Linked DNA regions of Homo sapiens: region 2 is linked to region 1. Evidence: chromatin loops called from intact Hi-C (ENCODE). Cell type or tissue: stomach. All regions are shown on one strand. Links, peaks and the distances in the headings refer to the core of each region. The heading gives the core; the rest is flanking DNA.

The links. Peaks named below come from ENCODE experiments on the same cell type or tissue, not always from the same donor. Only the 100,000 strongest peaks of a DNase experiment are listed, where the experiment ranks them.
Region 2: it touches region 1 in a loop (3-fold over the local background); 95 of 110 quality-filtered maps call a loop at or near these places.

What each region holds. Positions count from the first base shown.
Region 1 is chr2:170,811,522-170,814,433 of GRCh38, forward strand. It overlaps a transcript of GAD1 not described here. Among named protein-coding and RNA genes, the nearest start is that of GAD1, 3.9 kb to the right of the region's middle. In stomach, for the core only: CTCF peaks have their summits at 1,424 (motif pointing left) and 1,624; a DNase peak (open chromatin) is centred at 1,400; H3K27me3 peaks cover 1,521 bases.
Region 2 is chr2:170,359,736-170,362,647 of GRCh38, forward strand. The region is part of intron 8 of MYO3B (myosin IIIB); the gene reads left to right. Among named protein-coding and RNA genes, the nearest start is that of MYO3B-AS1, 10 kb to the left of the region's middle. In stomach, for the core only: a CTCF peak has its summit at 1,764 (motif pointing right); a DNase peak (open chromatin) is centred at 1,786; H3K27me3 peaks cover 723 bases.

The sequences.
Region 1 (2,912 bases), core at 119-2,618:
TCATACAATAAACACACCACACAATTTCCCTGAGACTTATTTCCTTCCTCTATGAGGATAATTATTAGTCGTGTTGCTAAAGAGAGAGAGACCGCAAGAGAGACCGAGATATATAGAGAGAGTTCTCTAATGTCCCCCACAGACCCCAGCACCACCACTGTTGGCCAGACTGGGCCCACAGTAAGCAATTCTGGGCAGCCTATGTCAGACTTTACCCTGAGTTCCACCTTGCGCCTGCGTTGGCTTTTTTTTTTTTTTTTTTTTTTTTTGAGGCAAGAGTCTCACTCTGTTGCTCAGGCTGGAGTGCAGTGGCACGATCTTGGCTCCCTGCAACCTCTGCCTCCCGACTTCACATGATTCTCGTGCCTCAGACTCCCAAGTAGCTGGGATTCCAGGTCGTGCAGCACCATAACTGGCTAATTTTTGTATGTTTAATAGAGATTGGGTTTCTCCATGTTGCCCAGGCTAGTCTCGAACTCCTGGCCTCAAGAGATCTGCCTGCCTCGGCCTCCTAAAGTGCAGGGATTACAGGCGTGAACCACCGCACACAGTCCCCGTTGCCCTTCTTGGTATAGGAGAGTGTATTCGTCAGCTATTGTCACAATATTTGATATAGTTTGGATGTTTGTCCTCTCTAATCTCGTGCTGAAATGTGACCCCCAATGTTGAAGGTGGGGCCTAATGGGAACGGCAATCAATCATGCACCCCTTCTGTTAAAGTTCCAGTTTCCTCCCCTGAGTAACTGGTCAGGATTAGGGGAAGAAACCTGGCCTGGAATAGAAGTTTAAGTTATTAGATTCGCCACAACTAAGTCAGAACTTTCCAGAACCTTTTCACAAACAACAGTCCCAGATACCTATGTTTGAAAATGGGGACTAAATATCTGTTATTTTAAGTAGTCCAAGAGCTTTTACACTAAAAGAAATGAATAAAATATTACTCTCCTCAGTCTCCCATGAATTCTGTATTTCACTAAAGCATCTCAGGTGGGAAATCCTCCTTTTTGCATCCCACCCTTTTGGGGAAGGACTGATTTCGCCTTGGTTTTTGTTGAGATCAGAAGACACAGATATACCTTTAAAGCTCCCCATCAGAATTACAATCCAGAACTGTATTTCCTTGGTTTCCAGTTTTGCAGTGAATCAGTTTCTTGCCTAATATTCACAGGTTCACTACATTTGAGACACAGCTAGGTGGGAAAAAAACAGATGCCATGCACCCCCTAGTCTTTCACCAAAGAGACGCACTACCCTAGGTGTTTCAGGTCACTTCCAGAGCACTTCTGACCATTTGAAAAGGCCCTGCTTTGTGAAATTTGGCAGGGATGAGTATGAGCCTGCATTCTTCCTTGAAGAACTGCTCCCTTGGGAGGCCTGTTGTTTCTTCTCAGAAATTGTAATCTATTGCCACCTGGTGGTCATTCTGTCTTCGAGTTTAGAATAGCAAGAATTGGACGTTTCAAGATTTGCACAAGGAGATTTGCCCAAACACAAATCACCCTGTCCTCCTTGATTCATTTATTTGTATTAGAATATTTTCATCTTCTGACTATCAAGGGGGAAGGACCATTTGCCAGTTATCCGAAGAATCCAGCTCTCTTCTTTAGAAAAAGTGGCTGTAATTCCTAGAGTCCTCTCCAGCCTTCCAGCATTCTGCTGTCACCCCTCCCACCCCCTCTCACCCTTTTAACATTTTCCTGCCTCCCAGCTGTGAGTGTTGTGTGGTCTGTTGGGATGGGGGTGTGGATTTAGCTATGATCCTTCAAAAAAGTCCAGAATAATTCAGGGAACTATCTTTAAAGTACAAAAACAGCAAATGGACCTTAGCTCCGACTTAAGCAGAATGAAAGGTTAAGTAACGCTTCCCCCAGTTCTCGTCTCGGGAGACAGACGTTTAACCGGTGAGCACTGCCATTTTTTTTTTCCTTTCTGGTCATAAATTAGACACTTAAAATAGATTTTAAGGAGCCAGCTGAAACGAACCAATACCATGGCTCTAAATTACGTTTCCTGGAGGCTAAAAATTCTAATTGCGTCAAAAAAAATTGACGTGTCCTGTCTACTCACCTTGACTGACCACGTTTTAGGCGTGAAGATCTCCCCGCAGCCCGTTTGGGCGCTCCTTCAACGCCTCACGCTCCTCCTACTCACCCGTTTTTCCCTTTGCAGAAAAGGCTTGGCCCCAAATCCGGTTGGAATATCTTTAAACAATCCCCCACCCACCCACGACGGGGAAAGGAATAAAGGGCATTGTGGGCGGAGGGTCGTGTTCCCAAGTCCCAGCGGTGGTTGACCTAAGGAAACGTTATCCTCGGCAGACAGGGTGGAGTAGCCGGGGCTGCAAGCTCGCAAATCCCTAATGCCGGAGAGAGACTGGAGGGGTCGCATATCGCCCCCTCCTTCTTCTGCCTTTGAGCGCCGCGTTCCCATTTCTTCAAAGCGCTTCAAATACAATCGAAACAGCTGGGCGGACACCACTCCCTTCCGGGCCACCCCTCATCACCGGTTCGAGTCCCCGGAGAGGATATCTTTTTTCCACCCCCATTATCCCAAGAATCCTCCCCCAGGAATGATAAAAGATTAAAGGAAGAGTGAAAGACATAAACAAAAATATAGGTTTCAAATGTTGTTTAGAGCCGAATGACAACCACGGCCACTCTTAGTTCAAATTCCTACCGGAGAGAAGAGCAGTGGGCGAAATACCTCACCCCCCAACTAGGCAAAACAAACAGCAGTTACTGTCAGGAGGGAGGAGGGCTGGGGCGAGTCTGGTGGGTTGGCCCATAGCTATTGGCGGAAGCAAACGAAACAGAGGCATGGGGACCAGAAGGACGGGCGCTGTCCTTCGTGCTGAAAGATCTATGCCCTACCTCAAAACTCAGTAATCTGGATGGAGTGGAATTCCAGGCCTT
Region 2 (2,912 bases), core at 295-2,794, 450 kb before region 1:
ATGTGAAACTCTTGCTCCTAGTTAGAATTATTTACTTCGTCTGCGCTATTCTAGTGCTTATACTTTTCAGCCTTAAATTATTATTATTTATGTCCATGTCTATTCTAATACTTCTTTCTAAATCCCATGAAAGCAAATGTCTCATTCCAGGCATTGTTTTCCCTAGGCATTTGCTGTGGCACCATTCACAGTAAATACCTAGTAAGTTTTTGAATGAATCAATGAAATCAATCTCATCTGATTCTCTAAATCTTTCATATGTGTAAGTTTGGTATTACCCCAGAAGCTGATAAGTTTCTTGTGGATGAATATAATGTCTTCTGTTTGATTTGCACTCTCTTAGCCCCAACCCCAGTTCTGGTATAGTCCTGAGCATGTAATGATCATGCACTGTGGAACAGATTGTTCATTTCTGTTAGAGGATGGCTGGGTACTCTCTATTCCTTCTCCTTGTAGGGAGAAGAATGCATACAAATGAGAATTGTGGATTTAATTCAGGGAAGGGTGGCAAGTAGGATCATGGGAAGAAATACAATTCATGTGTCCCTGGGCATTTAAGCCTGGACTAAGAAGCAGACCATGACTGTTTGTCAAAATGGAAATTGATTTTCGAATCAAAGAAATGAGCCAGACATTAAAAAAATTACCCAAAGGCATGAACTTGAAAATGCCAAAGCTCTTTGCTTTTGCTGAATTGCCAGACCCCAGAAATTCCCTTCCCCTCAGAACTTTGAAAGTTCTGATCAGGGCATCTACTATCAAACAGAAATTTGTCCTCAGTGGTAGGAATCAACTGAGAGAAAGTAGCTAACTAATGAGCACAGTATTATTAAAATCTAACTGAGGGAGCCATTGCACATTAACATTTCCTTGTTGCTGTGGTTTGAATGTGTCTCCTCCAAAATTCAGGTGCTGGCTTTGTGATAGTATTAAGAGGTGGGTTCTTTAAGAGGTCGTTAGGTCATGAGAGCCTCTCCGTGGTGAATGGGATTAAGGATTAAGTACTGGATAAACAGGCTTGAAGGAGAGGCAGTTAGTCTCTTCTTGCCTTTTGGCCTTCCACTGTGTGAAGACACAGCATTCCTCTCCTCTGAAGGAGCCATCTTGGAAGTAGAGAGCAGCCCTCACCAGACAACTGAACCTGCTGGAGGCTTGATCTTGGAATTCTCAGCCGTCAGAACTGTGAGAAAGTACATTTCTGTTCTTTATAAATTACCCAGTCTTAGGTCATCTGATAGAGCAGTGCAAAATGGAGTAAGACACTTATGTAGCACTCATACTGCTAATTATCAATAGGTGTACCACAGCTATCTTCCTCCAATGGACTGACTGACTGTATACCCAGCAACTAGTACAGTGTCTGGCCCAGGGAGCTGACATTTATCAATTGTTCGCTATATACCAAATACTAGACATGAATTAACTCATTTATTCCCCACAATAACCTTTCTAACCATTTAAGGTGTGATCTCCCAGGGACCACACCTTCTCCAGCCCTTTGAACTAAAGGGTGGCATTTGAACATAGACTAACAATCTGATAAGCTAGTTGCTGGGGCTGTGTTTATCTGTGCCCTGACTGTGTCACATGGGTGGAGTTGCCTGGAGAAATATCTGGTTAATTGCAAGGTGCTTTTTATAAAAACTCAACCAAAGAAAAAAGAAAGCCAGGAGGAGGGAGAAGGTGATGACTTGGGGCCACCAGTTAACAATCCTTAAGACTGCCTTAATTCTCGGACACAAAATTGACATCTTCTTGGCTGCCACTGTGTCCAGCAGAGGGCAACCTTATCCCCATTCTTTGTCAAATGCCGTAGGACAGTTTGAAAGCGTAGCTTAAACATAAGAAGGAGGTGCCAAGAACAAGAATAAAACAGCCAACTCGGTCAGTATGCCTTCAGTGACTTTTTCTTGGAGATACCTCTCTTTACCTTGAATCTGTGCCCCATCTTGACCTGCTACTTGGCTCTGGCCTGGTTCACTTGGCCCTTCTAACTTCATGTCATTTGTTTAGCACTTTTACATCTCTCTCTCTTTTTCCTCCTCCCAGACTGATTCTGCCTTTTGTCTATAGTATAGTCTCCTTTCCTCTGTTCCTCCTCACTGTGGCTCTCCACTTGTCCCCAGACAAGCAGGGCTTGAGGATCTAGAATTTTTGTTACCACATCTCCTTCCCTAAGAACATAGTCAGTTAGTCTGGGCTTTTCAAACTATTTCATATTGACCAAGGGCTTAGAGATAGAGGGTAAAGAGGTTCCTGGTTGACAGGTTTCACTGAGGCTGCAACCCTGGGGCATTACAGGGTTACATATTGCAGCTCTCTGCCTTACTGGGGGTCTCTGATCCTGGGCCTTGTTTTTGCATAGGGACTTTCTCCAGCCACACTGGTGCACACGTCTTAACTCTAGAGGTAGATTCTGTCCCATTTGCTCAGAGATGTGATATTTTGGCTTCAAACCACCACCCTATATGTTTTCTTTTGTCACCTTCTTTACTTTCTTTGAGTCTTCTCTGGGTGAGAAAAGTAGATGTTCTTTATCCCCAAGTTTCCTGCCCAGTGTCAGGCTTCAGGAAATGCAATGTTCTTCCCTTTCCATTTCCGTCCTACCTTCACTTGAGCTTACTGTGGACCTTTGGTGCTGACAGCTTTGTCTAAAGATCAGGCTCACTTGTTTATCTTTCCAACCTTGCCCCAGGATCTCTGGCAAGATGGCAGCTGCCCTGTCGTCCAGTAGCCATGTGGTCTCTTGCTTTTTACACAGACTCTATTCCCGTTACTCATTTCAAAGGGAGACTCAGCTTCCTGTTCAAAAGCTCTCCATCCTACCTTCTTGGGGATTTTTGTCTTTTAGCAAATACTGACTATTCTCCTCTGATTGATAACCATAGACCTGCCTAACTGAGTAATGCACT